Regions from separate parts of the Homo sapiens genome. Here region 1 is linked to region 2. The links are chromatin loops, found by intact Hi-C in ENCODE. Cell type or tissue: CD4-positive, alpha-beta T cell. All regions are shown on one strand. Links, peaks and the distances in the headings refer to the core of each region. The heading gives the core; the rest is flanking DNA. Region 1 overlaps IL19 (interleukin 19). Region 2 holds the start of IL20 (interleukin 20).

The links. A loop is a pair of places that touch in the nucleus more often than their neighbours do. Peaks named below come from ENCODE experiments on the same cell type or tissue, not always from the same donor. Only the 100,000 strongest peaks of a DNase experiment are listed, where the experiment ranks them.
Region 1: a loop joins it to region 2, with 2.2 times the contacts of the local background. A loop is called at or near these places in 5 of 110 quality-filtered maps.

The regions. Positions count from the first base shown.
Region 1 is chr1:206,804,619-206,812,959 of GRCh38, forward strand. All of the region lies in intron 2 of IL19 (interleukin 19), which reads left to right. Among named protein-coding and RNA genes, the nearest start is that of IL10, 36 kb to the left of the region's middle. In CD4-positive, alpha-beta T cell, for the core only: CTCF peaks have their summits at 4,220, 5,072 (motif pointing right) and 5,277; DNase peaks (open chromatin) are centred at 4,183 and 5,063.
Region 2 is chr1:206,860,960-206,869,300 of GRCh38, forward strand. IL20 (interleukin 20) reads left to right here and starts at 4,664. Exons shown (of 6, transcript NM_018724.4): 1 at 4,664-4,727; 2 at 4,864-5,052; 3 at 5,340-5,405; 4 at 5,525-5,677; 5 at 6,425-6,499; 6 at 7,528-8,264. The coding sequence starts at 4,894. The coding sequence ends at 7,605. In CD4-positive, alpha-beta T cell, for the core only: CTCF peaks have their summits at 4,159 (motif pointing right) and 4,365; a DNase peak (open chromatin) is centred at 4,162.

The sequences.
Region 1 (8,341 bases), core at 290-8,289, 56 kb before region 2:
TTTGGGGTTTAAAAGTGTTTCTGACCAGAGATGCCTGAGGGAATGACCCAGGGATCAAACAGAGATGCAAGAGAGCAAGGCTTCAAGGAAACTCACCTCAGCCTGTTTCCTCAACTGCTTTCCGCACCTTTGTTTGCGGGTGGAAGAATAGAAAATGGGCTTGAATTTTTCAATCTAAAATTCTCTGTTCAAACCTGAAATTCTCTTACCTTATAGGAAGAGCAGCTGTATCTTTCAAGGATAGAATGGGTGCTAACTGCATGGGTGAAATTATCTGAATCCCAGAGAAATGCTCTTTAGAAGAATCCACCAGACTCCTTCCTTTCTAAATCATACCCTTCTTTGAAGTTCCTTTCAATCCTTGGATCCTCTGTGGACACTGTTCTGATCATTCAAGCACTAAATGATCACCTGCTACCTGCTGTCTGCATACCTGGCTCTGCTTCTAGAGTACACACCTGTATCGGCACAATTTATTTAGCTATTAGTCATGTATGTGTTTCTGATAGCTCTCAGTTAGCTGCCTGGGATGGTTATTTACCTTTTTGTGCTAGTTTTACCTTCTCAATGGGACTTTGAGCAAATTAAGAGTGAAAACACATCTGTACTGATCCGTTTACATGTCCAATAAATAGATTTTAGTGCCAACTTGTGCAGCCATTGCTCTAGGTCTTGATACAGATATATACCAGGTGGTAGAGGCTATAAAGACAAAGCAGGCTAAGGGGAGTTAAGTGATAGATTCAGGAAAATCATTGAGCTGAAAAATGAATAATAACCTCATTCACTTTTTTCTGTTTATCAAAGAATGCCATATGCTAGATGCTAAAACAATTTACATCTGTGTGACTAGAGCAAGCCATTATAAAAAGGAAACAATCCAAATGGAAGAAATATTTTATCAGGCTGGAAAACACAGTTATTGAATTAAACTCCAAAATGGAAGCCATAGCTTACAAATGGACACTGCAGAAAACTGAATTAATGAGTAAAAGGCAAACTGAAGATAAATTTCCTAGAACACAAAAGCAAAAGATAAAGAAATGAAAATGAAAGAATAGAGTAAACGTGAAATACAGATATCAAAGAGCTAACCTACACATAACAGGAGTTCCTAAAGATAATGAACAGATTCTTTTGGAGCAGAAGCCATATGTAGAAAATATAATGGCTTTAAGTAAAATCTTATTTTAAAAACTGAATGCGCTTACTGTATTCATCAGGAGTCTGGATCGTGTCAGGCTCAGTTCAAACCAGCTTAAACAAAAAAGGAATTTTGCTGGCTCACTTAATGAAGTCCAAGGGTTCACTAGGAATCCATCCCTGCTGCTCTTGCTTTTTTCTGGGTTGCCATCATTCTTGGGAGGGTTGTTCCTGTAGGGTGACATTCAGTATCTCCAGACTCACATTCTCCCAGTTTACCAATCCCAGTGGAAAAGAGAGTTCTAATACATGTACCATTAACCTTGGGTTAATCCTCGTTGATTTTGATTGGCTTGGCTTGGGTCATGTACTCACCCTTGAATCAATCTATGCAATTGAGAAGCGTTGTTGCCTTAATTTCACCGGCAGCACACACCCACTCCTGGGATGAGAGGATGGGTCAGCTTTACCTAGAGTCATATGGACTGCAAATAAGGGAAATATCATTTCCCAGAGGAAAATGGGGTTGCTACTTTCAGAAGAAAGGGGGATGAATGCTAGGTAGGCTAAATAACATCACATTGGCAGATAGAAAAGAGCTACTACTCTGAAATATATTCAGGTAGAACTTTTACATCTAAAATACTACAAAAACTCAATAAATAAATAGGCAGGGAGAAAACAAGTCAAGCATTTTTCAGATTTATTTTCCATAACTCTAAATGTGAGAAGACAATGAAACAAAGTATTTTAATCTGTGAAGGAAAGAAGTTGTGTGACCTGAGAATTCTATGCCTAGGTAAATTGTCACTCATAACGTATGCACTCGGAAAATACAATTCCCGGAACTCTCCCTGAGCAAGCCAGTAAAAAATGTATCACAATAAGGATAAATTAGAGTTGGTACAAATTATCACCCAGTCCTATCATTCTACCTCTGAAATATATTACGATTTGGTCCCCTTTCCACTATCAATCTGGTATCGTGTTAGTCCAAGTCAATATCATATTTTATCCGGACCACTGTCACAGCCTATTAAGTTGCCTGTCTCTTCCACTCTCAACCCTTCTAAGCCATTTTGTACATGTCATCCAATGGTCTAGTAAACCAGATCATGTCACTTCCTTGCTTAAAATAATTTTAAAGCTTCTTATGGGTATTAGTTCGTTCTCCCACTGCTATAAAAACATACCCAAGACTGGGTAATTTATAAAGGAAAGAGGTTTAATGGACTCACAGTCCTGCAGGGCTGGGGAGGCCTCAGGAAACTTACAATCATGGCATAAGTGGAAGCAAACATGTCCTTCTTCATATGGTGGCAGGAAGAAGTGCTGAGCAAAGAGGGAAAAGCCCCTTACAAAACCAGCAGATCTCATGAGAACTCACCCACTATTACGAGAACAGCAGCATGGGGGTAACTGCTCCCATAATTGAATTACCTCCCACCAGGTCCCTCCCATGACATGTGGGAATTATGGGAACTACAATTCAAGATGAGATTTGGGTGGAGATACAGCCAAACCATATCCTATGGCATGTAGAGTCAACTCAAGTTCCTTACTATGACCTTCAAGACCTTGCCTGATTCCACCTCTGCAGTTATTCCCAGCCCAGCCACACTATCCTCTACTCACCATGCTATAGTCATATAGCCACTGATCAGTTCTTGCTGTGCACATGCTAAGCTCCTTCTTCTCTCAGGGCCTTCACTCATGCTGTTCCCTCAACCTGGAACTCTCTCCCCTCAACCCTTTCTTTTCCTGGCTCCTTCTTTCTCATTACATCTCAGCTTACTTATATCACCTCTTCAGATGTTCTCTGGTCTCAAAATCTGAAAATAAGTTTCCTTTGTTTTTTTGGCACCCTTATTTCAGACCACTAATCACAAATTGTAGCTATATATTTATGTGTTTAGTTGTGTTACATTTGTCTTCTCTTAGAGTATGAACCCCACAAAAGCAGGGACCATGTTTATTTTATTTGTCACTGAATTCCCAGGTCTTAGCACTGTGTATGACAAAGAAATGGTGTGCAATTTATATTTGTAGGAGGAAGGCAAAAAGAAACATTGAAATGGTGTAACTATATATAGAAGCAAATATATAGAAAGAAGTTATGGGAATTGATTTAACTATAATTTCTAAGGTGATGGTAAACTTTTTTTCTATTAAAGAGATGAACTATGATGTTAAAAAATGGAGCAGAAAGCATATTTAAAACAGTAAATAAACACATTCATTATATAGTGCTTTTGGTTCCTAATTTGGTGCCATAAAAATTGATATAGGCCAGGTGTGGCAGCTCATGCCTGTAATCCCAACACTTTGGGAGGCTGAGGCAGGCAGATCACTTGAGGCCAGGAGTTCAAGACCAGCCTGGCCAACATGGCGAAACCCTGTCTCTACTAAAAATACAAAAATTAGCCAGGTGTGGTGATATATGCCTGTAATCCCAGCTACTCTGGTGGCTGAGGCACGAAAATCACTTGAACCCTGAAGGCGGAGTTGCGGTGAGCCAAGATTGCACTACTGCACTCCAGCCTGAGAAACAGAGCGAGACTCCATCTAAACAAAAATAAACAACAACAAAAAACAAACCATACCAAACAAAAGATATTGACTGATGTGATGTGAAGCTCTGAGAGTAGAATTAACCGTGCATGTAGAGTGACTGTGGCCTTGAAGGAAGGATAGAATTCAGAAAATTAGGGAGAGGTATGAAGGGAATTGTGTGTGTGCGTGTGTGTGTGTGTGTGTGTGTGTGCCCATGTGCACGCATGGTGGGGTGAGGTAGGAAAAAACTAGGTGAGCAGAGATCTGGCACTGAGACAGAGTAAATGGAGTGAGGTGGGAGGGTGAGGAGCCCCTAAGACTTCCAGGTACAAGAAAACTCGCGGTAGGTTAAACTCACAGAGGGTAGTGTAGAAAGTGTTGCCATGAGGACAAAGCATCCACCTTAGAGGGGCTTGTTGCTATGTATGTGTGCCTGCAGTTGACACAAGTCTTAGCAGGAGTCCTAAGAAAAGGCTCCCAGCCCATTTGGTCTGTGGACAATAAGGACCCCTTGTGGTGCAACAAAGAAGGTGAGAGACAGATGTAGTGAAGAGGCTGCAGGGGCTAGAGATGCTGGCCAGGAAAGGACAGCCTGGGTGGGACATCATGAGTGAAGAGGGTGCATGAGGATTCTGTATGACAGAGAAGGAAGGCAGAAGGTTCTGGAAACAAACTTGTACTACTCCCCATGAACTCAAAAGCAGGTCTTGTTTAGGGAGAGAGAGCAAAGCTGCTCTCTGTTCTTGGCAAACAGTCTTTGTATATGTTGATCATGATGTCCCTCAAAGCAGCCCCCATGGGTGTTGCCCCCACTGCTTCACCTAGGAGCTGTGAAGAGTGGTAGATACAGCATTCCTAGGCAGCAGACCTGGGCTGGAATACCTGTCTCTGCTATTTGCTATCTGTGTAAACCCAAGCTGGTTCATTATCTTAAGACTGCTCTCATCTGAAAGGAAGGGATAATAATGCATGATTTCCACATACCTATGTGAGATCTCCACATGTGATAGGCTTTTTAGTCTGTACTGTTAGTTGTACTTGGTGTGGGGTGGGTGGGCATGAACTTCAGAAGATGCTGTCTGTGGGCCTGACCTCCACTGGCTTTTCCTGCAGGTCTTCACTTTAGCTCAGCTTCAAGGGAAGACTCTGTTGGCCAACTGGGTAGAATATTTCTCTGCCCAGCCCACAGTTCTGGTAGGGACTTCAAAAGATGATTTTATACTGCACCATTGTAGACTGAAAAAGTACCATACCAACCTCTGGGCATCTAACTAGTTTTAGGAAAACCACCAGAAAAGGTGAATCTGCCCTCTTGATCTACTGTAAGTAGCATGTAAAGTATAAGGCGGGTTGTGCAATTGGCACTAGATGGCACTGTAGCAGCCTGGGTGCATTAGATGAGACCTGCTTCAAACAAGAAATATAGTAGCTGGGAGGTGGGGTTGGGCCCAGGATAATGATAAGGACAAATTTCCATTAAATGACTTGCAAGATACTGTCCTTCATTTATAATGAGTCTGACAGGAACTTCCCCAGATTCATCAGTAGATTGCATGTTGCAGCTCAGCAATCACCACCAGGTGTGGAATCAACCATCCCAACCACGTTTGTGAAAAACCTTATAACAACTTCACTTGGGGCAGTTTCCTTCAAGGGAATGAATTCTCCTTCTCAAGACCCATCCCAACCTCTCTTTATTGCCACTTGCCTCACCATTAGGGTCGGATCTCACCCTTCTTTGGGGGTTGGAGGGCATGGACAAAGTCCGACTCAGAATAGTTTATACACTAAAAGAAGTGCAAGACTTTACTAATAAATACTGGCAGAATCTTGGGAAATATGTGTGAGAATAGATTCTAAGGGTGTTAGACCAAGGAGGATAGACTATAGCACTGGATTGGATTGAATTTATTGGGGGTATTTATGAGACATTCTGGGTTTAGTGAGCTAGCTCTTGTAACTGGAAGTGGCTCTAAAATTTCTTGGTTGGCTGACTAAACCTTGGACTCAATGGTGGCATATGTTCAATAAGGCTGGAATGCCAGAACTTCCCTGACACAATGTAGAGGAAGGCATCCAAGACTTAAGGAGGAAGGAATGATGGAGTGACTTTATCACATGAAATCTCTACATCTACCAGCCTCACATCCATCCCCCAGAATGCCTAGAGGACAATCCTTTCATAAAGACATTAAGAAACACATTGACGAAGGTAGCACTTGCATCTCTGAAAAGCTCTGTGGTGGCTGTCTTCTATAAGCCAGGTATGATGGTGAAAGACACCTCCATTGAGTTGAATCTCTGATTTTAATAGAAATGATGAGACTCCCATATAGCAGAGGCCAAATGCTATAATTTAACCATTAGAGACAAGGGGACTGCAAATACTGACATAGTTTGGATGCCTGTCCCCTCCAAATCTCATGCTGAAATGTGATCCCCAATGCTGGAGTTGGAGGTGGGGCCTACTGGGAAGTGTTTGGGTCAGGGGGACAGATCCTTCATGAATGGCTTGGTGCCCTCCTCAGAGTAACGAGTGAGTTCTCACTCTATTTGTTCACCTGAGAGCTAGTTGTTTAAAAGAGCATGGCATCTCTCTTGCTTCCTATCTCACCATGTAACATGCCCCCTTTGCTTTCCACCATGATTGGATTCTTCCTGGATCCCTCACCAGAAGCAGATGCCAGTGCAATGCTTCTTGCACAGTCTGCAGAACTGCGAGCCAAAATAAACCTCTTTTCTTTATAAAGTATCCAGCCTCAGGTATTCCTGTATAGAAATGCAAAATAGACTAAGATAAATACCATAAAAAACAGAAAGGGCATAGTGATAATCAAACTGTTTTGAAACCTAGAGATTTTTAGTGAGGCGAATTGATCATGGTGCATCTAGGAATGAAAAAGATGGCCAGCTACTAAAATGTCATCTGAACTATATAAAAAGTTTGGTGACCCCCACCTCTACTAAAAATACAAAAAAATTAGCCAGGTGTGGTGGCAGGAAACTGTAGTCCCAGCTACTCAGGAGGCTGAGGCGGGAGAATGGCGAGAACCCAGGAGGTGGAGCTTGTAGTGAGCCGAGATCTCGCCACTGCACTCCAGCCTGGGTGACAGAGCAAGACTCCGTCTCAAAAAAAAAAAAAAAAAAAAAGTTTGGTGACCAAAAACTTGAGCTGCCTTTCATTCTATTTCCAGACCTAGGCCAGTTCCAGACTTAGAATCTCTTGATTGAAGGTGGACAAATGACGCATCCTGTGGATTTCAGTTAATATCTTTCTCCAGCTATTCTTGTGCTTGCTCAATGGCCCTGAGCATAAAGTGGCCATAATGTCAGGGATGAGGACTATGCATGGATTTAACAACATGGACTTACCCTAGTCAAGGCTTTTTTGAATACCAACACTGCTGAATTCCTAGCTTGCCAACTAAAGTAAGCCTCTGTTATGGTACAACTCCCTAAAAGTCCCAGCCAGCCCCCAGGGGCAGATTGATTACAGTGCAACCCTTCCATCATGGAGGGAAGGAAAAATGTTTCCTTAGTGCAGGAGATATGAATTCTGAGTGCAGATTTGCTTTCCTGTCCAAAAATCTTCTGGCAGCTGTGACTACAAAATATGGTGTACTGCATACAACATTTCTTCTGATCAAGAAAGTAATTTCAAAAGAACTGCAGCAATGGGTTTATGCCCATGGAATTAACTGGTACAACCACATATGCTAATCCCCAGAAGCAGATGGCTTAATAGAAAGATTTGATGGTCTACTGAAGATTCAGTTATGGTACCAGTTGGGAGATTACAGTCTGAAGGGATGGGGTTCTACATTACAGGATGTAGATTATACTTTGAATCACAGAACCAACTATATGGTTCCATATTTCCTGTAGCCAGACTACACAGGTCTGCGAATCAGGGGTGGAAGAGGGACTAGCTCTTCACACTCTCACATCTCATAGCCTACTCACAGAATTTTTGCTTTTCATCCCTGTGCCTTTGAACTCTGTTGGTTTGGAGTCTTGGTTCCTAAGGAACAAATGTCTCTACCAGGAAATACATCAATGTCCCATTGGTTTGGAAGATGAGACTACCATTTGGCCATTTGGGGATCCTCATGATGCCAAACCAACAGGCTAAGAAGAAGGTTACTCTATGACTGGGGCGACTGATTACCAAAGTGAAATTGGATTGCTGCCACTCCATGGGCCCAAAGAGGACAATATCTGGAACCCAGTGGGATTTTCTGGGGTGCCTTTTAGGATTTTCATGTCCAATAGTAAAAGTTAATGGAAGATGACCACTTCCCCAGCCCCTGGCTAAAGGCATAACCACTGATGATTCAGACCCTTCAGGCCAGATGGATTACCCCACCACATAAAAAACCCCAACCGTGTGAGGTGCTGGATGAAGGCAAAGGAAACATAAAATAGGCAGTGGAAGAAGGAAGTTATAAATATAATTATGGCCTCATGACTAGTTAGTTGCTTACTGTGTGTATTTGTATATATTAATTATTTTATTCTTTCTTCTTATTCATATCATTTTATACAGGTTTTGTTGGAAGTTAACTTTGCAATTTGGTTTTTAGAAAACATATTCAGATGGGACTGTGACTGAATTTGAGAAGTAATTCAAACGGATACAATGACT
Region 2 (8,341 bases), core at 35-8,034:
ACAACTTTGGGGTCTGCCTTTTACCAGTTGAATGACCTTGGGCAAGTTACTTCACCTCTCTGAACTATGGTTTCCCCATGTATACAATGAAGGAATTAGACTCGTACTTAAAAATCACTTCTTGCTCTAACAGTCCAGGAGGAATAGTCTATCATTAGATAAGGAAATTCTTGCCATTGAGGTAGAATTCCTTATATGAAAGAAGATGTGTGTCAGGGGAGCCCCAGGGTCCCCTCATAAGTTAAATCATAGAGCTCAGGCTTTAGAACATAGCAGAAAGAAGGAACAGTGACAAATCAATATATTCATTCCATAGTCATCAAATGTTCACTGAGCACCTGCTAGGAGCCTTTGGGTGTTGGGACCAAGAAGATGAACAAGGAGCTCTCAGGTTTGTGAGAGATAGAGACATGCAACTAAAAAATTGTAGTTGACCGTGATAAATACAAAAAGCAATATACAAGGTAAAGTTAAGGTGAAAAGGTGGGAGGAATCAGTTCTGCCTTGGGAAATGGGGGTGAAGAGACAGATTAGAGTGGGGCAGGGGAAGTTTTGCAGAGGAGATGAGGTAAGTTGGTATCTGTACAGAATGTGATGTGGAATGTGGTAAGTGAATTTTAAAAGAATAAAGTATTTTGAACTGGGTGTGGGATCATACCTGTAATCCCAACAATTTGGGAGGCTGAGGAGGGTGTATTGTTTGAGCCCAAGAGTTTGAGACCAGCCTGAGCAACATGGTGAAACCCCCATCTCTACAAAATATACAAAAAAATTAGCCAAATATGGTGGCACGCACCATAGTCCCAAGTACTCGGGAGGCTGAGATGGGGGGACCACTTGAGCCCAGGAAATTGCAGTGAGCTGTGATTGTGCCACTGCACTCCAGCCTGGGAGACAGAGAGGGACCCTGTCTTAAAAACAACTCAAAAAAAAAAAGGATAAAGTATTTTGAGATAGGAAAAGGGGAGACTTGATTATTAAAATAGAATTGGGAGGCCAAAATGGGCGGATCACGAGGTCAGGAGATTGAGACCATCCTGGCTAACATGGTGAAACCCCATCTCTACTAAAAATACAAAAAAAATTAGCCGGGCGGGGTGGTGGGCACCTGTAGTCCCAGCTACACGGGAGGCTGAGGGAGGAGAATGGCATGAACCTGGCAAGTGGAGCTTGCAGTGAGCCGAGATCGCACCACTGTACTCCAGCCTGGGCGACAGAGTGAGACCTGTCTCAAAAAAAAAAAAAAAAAGATTTGGGATTGTGTGTGAATACTAAGTTTAATTAATCATTACAGGTAACTTAAAACAATGCAATTGGGTTCTTCTTGGTTAATGAAAAGGAATTGACTGACATGACTGGCTTATACAAGCCTAGATTTACTGAAAATCTTGATTTCAACTATTCTCATCAGACCACATCTCCCGATTTTACTTTAATCACACTTATATATGATCATGAGAAATGGTTAACTTGGCACCAATGATGGAAAAATAGGCATGAGCTTAAATAGTTTAAGAGATATTTAGATTAGATATTTGTACATATTTTCAACATTTATCAAGCATTACAATAAAAAGCCATGGTCTTTATTTTCAGGAAACTTTAAGAAGATATCAAAAGATGTTGAAAAGAACATTCTGATCCAAAAGGTAGAAACACAAAGAGTCATTGAATGTCAGAACAGGAAAAGACCTTACACACTGTTTAGTCTGTTTCTCTCATTTTACAGATTTGTAAACTGAGATCCAGAAAGACACAATCATATGCCAAAGTCATACTGTAATGTGGAGTCTTTGGACTCAAATATAAGACTTCAGAATTTTAGATATTTAATTTTTAATAAGTTGATAAAGAACATATGATAGTCTCTACCATCTTTATGTTTCCAAGGCGTTGTCTATAATTCATCCCAGGTTCTTTGAATTTAATTTTGTCTGGGAGCATGGTCCTACATGATGGACTAGTCCCAGCCTAAAAAATTTTCCAGTGTTATTAGGGAGAAAAGACCAAGTTCCATGAAACACAGGACAACATTAGATGCTTTCACTGCCAAAGAAAAATCTGCTATTGGAAGTCAGAGAAGGGAGGGATTGGTATAGCCCAGAGTTGTTCAGGAATAAAGGATTTGGGTTTCATCTTTAATGATGACTAGAGGGAAGGGTGGCCATGTTGGAGAGCAATGGTGGGGATAGCAAGGGCTGAGGAAAAACAGCAGGAATGAGCCCACAGTGTCTGGAGTTGTGGAGAAACTTGGTTAAGGGGAACTGGGTTTAGAGGAGAGAGCAGGAGAATCCCCCAGAATTCTCTTCCAGTTCAGTAACTCAGATCTTCTCTATCCATCATTTTATCAAGCAGGAAGGTGGAGCCAGAAGGAGGCACATCCTTTATCCACAGCTACAACCAGTAATCCCCTCAGGCAGTGCTTCTTCCAGGAGGAAGGTGTTGGGGTAATCTGTCCTGCAATTAAGCTGCTGTAGTGCTTGAGGAAGAACAATGCCACCAGAGAAATTCCAAGGGAGTTCCAGCCCTCACCTGCCTGAGCTCACTTCCTTCATGTGACATGTATATACAGATATAAATAATGGGAAGCCTTTCAACTTGAAACAGGCTCCTAGGAGACCAGAAGCAGCAGCCTTTCCTGAGCTCAGGTAAGAGATCTTACCCTCTACTGACACTGCTCACGTTGTTGTGAGGATCACCTACTTCTCCTAATCATTTACCCAGGTATGTTCAAGGTCACATCTAAAGGACCCTTTTCCACGAGGACAAAATCTCTTTGAGGACAAATAATCATCATGTTTATCTTTGTACTTCAGTACCTAGCACAACATTCAAGACAGCGGGTGCTCATTAAATGCTCATCAAATTGTTAGTTCAGGACAACTAACATCAATCTCTACTTAAAATGAATTGATCACTTGCTCTGTGCTAAGTGTATAAATCATAGATTATTGTATTTAAATAATCGATTTAAAATCAAAACAATTTCTGGGTTAAGTTTAATTATCACCATTTTGGGGTTAAGAAAATTAAACTCAGAGGTGAGTTGACTTGTCCAAGGTCACATAGAGGTAGGGTGGCCAACTCATTCCAGTTTACCTGTGGTTTTTCCAGTTTTAAAACTGAAATTTTCGTATTTCAGGAACCATTCCCTGCCCCCCAACCTCAGTGCTGGGTAAACTGGAATGACCCACATCAATGGAAACTAGTAAAGCGAGGATTTATTTGGACCCAGTTCTCTTGTCTCCAAACCCAGAGTCCTCTTTGATTCTTTTGGGTTTGGTTTGCTTTTTTCCTTTTCCTACATTTGACAGTATCTCGAGTGGTCACAAATGTAAAAAATGTCTAGCATATTGCCTGGCATATAGGAAAAATTCAGTAAGTGATAATGATTATCAGTGCTGTGCCAAGCTATGGAGCCAGCCATATATATATGGATGTGTGCATATATATATATGATGTGTGTGTATATATATATGTCTTTATAAATTTTATGTATTTATTTCTTTCAAAAATATTAAAGTATTTGAGAAAATTGAAAAATTAAAAAGTAGGTTTATTACGACTCATGACTTTAAGTTTAAATATTTTATTTCTGCCCCAAACAAAATTTATTATAATTTTACTGTCCTGGTTTTAAGGGAAGGAAACTCATCAATAATATTTTCATCATATGCTTTTGAGAAACAAAGTTAACCATTAAGAATGAAACATGAAAACATGTGAATAGTGGTACAAATTTTTCCTTTTGCTTCAATATGGCTCAGCATGGCACTGTCGAATTTTGTCTTTATATAAAATTTTGATATTTTGTTTGTCATAAGCTTTTTAATTCATTTTGATATTGCACTAAAATATTTTTATCTTGATGACTGAGGTTTTTTAGTGCTCCCTTAAATTTTGCACCTAAAATGAGTGCCTCAATTGTTTTACCCTAACCTCAGCCCATTATTATTTTATCTTAAAACTCAGCAAACACCCTAACCTGCTCTCTTACTGAGGAGGCTCGCCCAAGAATAAATGAGTTCCGTCATTGCCTTTCTTCTCTGACTTTTGGGACCATTTGCTTGGTCTAGGACCTGAGTTGCAGGTCCAGGAAAGCGTGTACTCTCGAATCCACCCAGGAGTGCCTGACTACAGTCCTCCTGCAGAGGGCGCTGTGGAGTCCCAGACACGAGTGTTAGGTGGAATCGGGCTGATTGCCCATCACGTCTTGCCTTTCCCTGGCAGTAGGCTTGTTATGAAATCATTGACTTTCTATTTGCCTCTGGGGCTTAAGCGAATCTGTTACCCTCAAATAACCTATCTGATCTCAGACAAATGCCAAACAGAGCTCAGTTTCTCTGCCCTGTGGGTGGCCATAAAATCCAGACAATTTCCCCCTAGGTGTTTTCGATGGCGCAGCCACAGCTTCTGTGAGATTCGATTTCTCCCCAGTTCCCCTGTGGGTCTGAGGGGACCAGAAGGGTGAGCTACGTTGGCTTTCTGGAAGGGGAGGCTATATGCGTCAATTCCCCAAAACAAGTTTTGACATTTCCCCTGAAATGTCATTCTCTATCTATTCACTGCAAGTGCCTGCTGTTCCAGGCCTTACCTGCTGGGCACTAACGGCGGAGCCAGGATGGGGACAGAATAAAGGAGCCACGACCTGTGCCACCAACTCGCACTCAGACTCTGAACTCAGACCTGAAATCTTCTCTTCACGGGAGGCTTGGCAGTTTTTCTTAGTAAGTTGCGTGGATGGGCCACACTGTCTGAGGCCAGATAAGGCTGTTCTCTTCCCCTGACCCCCCACCCCTCACCCCGTGGACACTTGGAGGAGGGGAAACTCAGTAAGTCATGCTCTCTTCTTTGAATTCCTAGCTCCTGTGGTCTCCAGATTTCAGGCCTAAGATGAAAGCCTCTAGTCTTGCCTTCAGCCTTCTCTCTGCTGCGTTTTATCTCCTATGGACTCCTTCCACTGGACTGAAGACACTCAATTTGGGAAGCTGTGTGATCGCCACAAACCTTCAGGAAATACGAAATGGATTTTCTGAGATACGGGGCAGTGTGGTACGTAAGCGGGTATCTACCTCTCCTGAAAGCCTTTTCTCTTCCTTCCTTGTCCGTTTCTCTTTCCTGGCAGTACTGGCAGTGTAATCATAAAAAGAGGCAGGCTGGGGATTCCTTACCCGGGGGATGTATTCCAAAGAAATAACTGTAGTTCAAATATTTAAAATGTTTTGGGAAAGGACACCTCCCACTAGTTCTTGGCAGGGAGTGGATGAGAAGTCTTGATATTGAAGACCCTGGCAGCAGGCACTGACTCATCCTTGCTTGTTTTGTCTTCTTCTGTTTAGCAAGCCAAAGATGGAAACATTGACATCAGAATCTTAAGGAGGACTGAGTCTTTGCAAGACACAAAGGTATGTGCTTGGCCCAGACAAACTCTGGGAGGAGGAGTGGAGTGGGAGCATCTCCATCACCCTGGTCTTGTCTCTGCTCTCCCCTTTCCCCTCACCAATATACCTGTGGTTTTTTGCAGCCTGCGAATCGATGCTGCCTCCTGCGCCATTTGCTAAGACTCTATCTGGACAGGGTATTTAAAAACTACCAGACCCCTGACCATTATACTCTCCGGAAGATCAGCAGCCTCGCCAATTCCTTTCTTACCATCAAGAAGGACCTCCGGCTCTGTGTGAGTGTGGGTCTTGGGTGACAGGATGCATCTCAGCACACAGCTTCAATGGCTTAGCAACTAAACTCTCTTTCCTACCTCCATTTAATGGATGGAGAAACTGAGTCCAAAAGTTCTAATAATCTGTGTTGAGACATGTGACTAGGTAATAAGAACTCAGTTTTATTGACTTTTCGGTATATGCTCTAGGCAAAAAGTACTTTGCAAAGTCTAAAGAACTATAAGATGCTAACTATTTGATATTAATGATAACTCTGTTGTCTTTGAAATTATACTTTTTCTGTAGGTGAGGTATCCTACAGTATATTAGTGCGTCCTCTGTCTAGGCAGTCAATTAGTAGACCATTGAGCTTGACCTCAGAATATAGTCTGAATAGGACCTAGGAATTCAATTCTTTTTTTTTTTTTTCTCATGGGGGCTCAAAGAGCTCTGGGATAGAGCTCCTAGACTACAGCTGGGGGTTGTGGGGAGGCCAGATGGGGTACGGGGATGGCAAATGCCTTCAGTACTGCCTGCCTATTTCTAAAAAAGAAGTGATGAGTTCCATGTTTGAGCCTAAAAGGTGGCTTCCTCTCCTAGCTGATGATGAACTTAGTGATTCCAAATGTGAGGTCTGAAAGAGCTTTTCTATAGGAATAAGCATCCTCAGGGTTGTGGGTGAAAGAGTAGAGTTTCTGCCTGCTTCATGTCAATGGCAAAAAATCAGAATCTGTAATATAATCTATTATTCTTTGGGTCCTTTTCAGCATGCCCACATGACATGCCATTGTGGGGAGGAAGCAATGAAGAAATACAGCCAGATTCTGAGTCACTTTGAAAAGGTATATGCGACTTTGGCATTGATTGGGATGGGTGTGTTTTAAGAACTGAGATCATAGGTAGGTGGGATGGTTATTCACTGTTAGACATCCTGTAGCCTTCAGGTTCATAGCCCTCTGAAATCATGAGGACCAGCCCTTGCTTTAACCCAGGGGACACCCATCCAGGCTCTAGAGGAGTACCCTCTCTGGGTGATGCTCTGGAAATGGAAAGGGAATGGCCATGATTCCATCAAGTCACTACAGTGACATCTGGATCTTTTAGCTGCACAAACCAGAGGCAATAGTTTTACAATGTTCACACACTTCTATGTACCTTTGAAAACACTCACAATTTCACACACACACCCATGCCATTCAATTTCTCACCTTCACACCTTCTCATGTCTGCCAGGAAGGCCTGGATTTCACTCCTCACTGACTAAATCCTACTCATCCTTTAAAGACTCAGCCTGGGCATCACTTTCAGGAAGGTGCTGGCTCCTTCTCTCAGAGTTAGATGCCTCCCACATCATCTTGTAGGAATTTCATCCCTTTATTCACCACACTACATTTTAGTTGCCTGTTTTTGCCAGTCTCCTCACTCAACTGTGGATAGGGATTGTGCCATTCACCTTTTCATCCCTAACCATCAGCTAGGTGATTGGCACAATCAATATCTGTTCAACTGATGTGTGCACCGTAGGCAACCCCTACACACACACACAGGCACGTGCACACACACACACACACACGTTTCTTAAAGAAAATAGCTTGATTATTTTGATCTCTGTGATTCAAGAGTCTTAAGTAGCAGTTTTACTTCTGCTACCCCCTTGCACCTCAGTTTCTGTACATAAGACCAGGGTGATGAACTCAATGATTTCCCTTCCTTGTGTGATATCTTGAGATTCTATAACTTCTTTAAGTGCTTCATCTTGAAAAGAATGCTCTGCTTACAATTGTCAGCAGACCTATCCATAAAAGAGATAGGTCCTGGAGCAAATGCTGTCTCATGAATTGCTAACCACATGGGTGTGTGTCTCTTTCAGCTGGAACCTCAGGCAGCAGTTGTGAAGGCTTTGGGGGAACTAGACATTCTTCTGCAATGGATGGAGGAGACAGAATAGGAGGAAAGTGATGCTGCTGCTAAGAATATTCGAGGTCAAGAGCTCCAGTCTTCAATACCTGCAGAGGAGGCATGACCCCAAACCACCATCTCTTTACTGTACTAGTCTTGTGCTGGTCACAGTGTATCTTATTTATGCATTACTTGCTTCCTTGCATGATTGTCTTTATGCATCCCCAATCTTAATTGAGACCATACTTGTATAAGATTTTTGTAATATCTTTCTGCTATTGGATATATTTATTAGTTAATATATTTATTTATTTTTTGCTATTTAATGTATTTATTTTTTTACTTGGACATGAAACTTTAAAAAAATTCACAGATTATATTTATAACCTGACTAGAGCAGGTGATGTATTTTTATACAGTAAAAAAAAAAAACCTTGTAAATTCTAGAAGAGTGGCTAGGGGGGTTATTCATTTGTATTCAACTAAGGACATATTTACTCATGCTGATGCTCTGTGAGATATTTGAAATTGAACCAATGACTACTTAGGATGGGTTGTGGAATAAGTTTTGATGTGGAATTGCACATCTACCTTACAATTACTGACCATCCCCAGTAGACTCCCCAGTCCCATAATTGTGTATCTTCCAGCCAGGAATCCTACACGGCCAGCATGTATTTCTACAAATAAAGTTTTCTTTGCATAACATCTGCTTGGAGTTTGCAAATGTTTCAAGAGCAGAGACCATGTTGAGGATAAGTTTGAATCTCATTTCACCCCAGGTC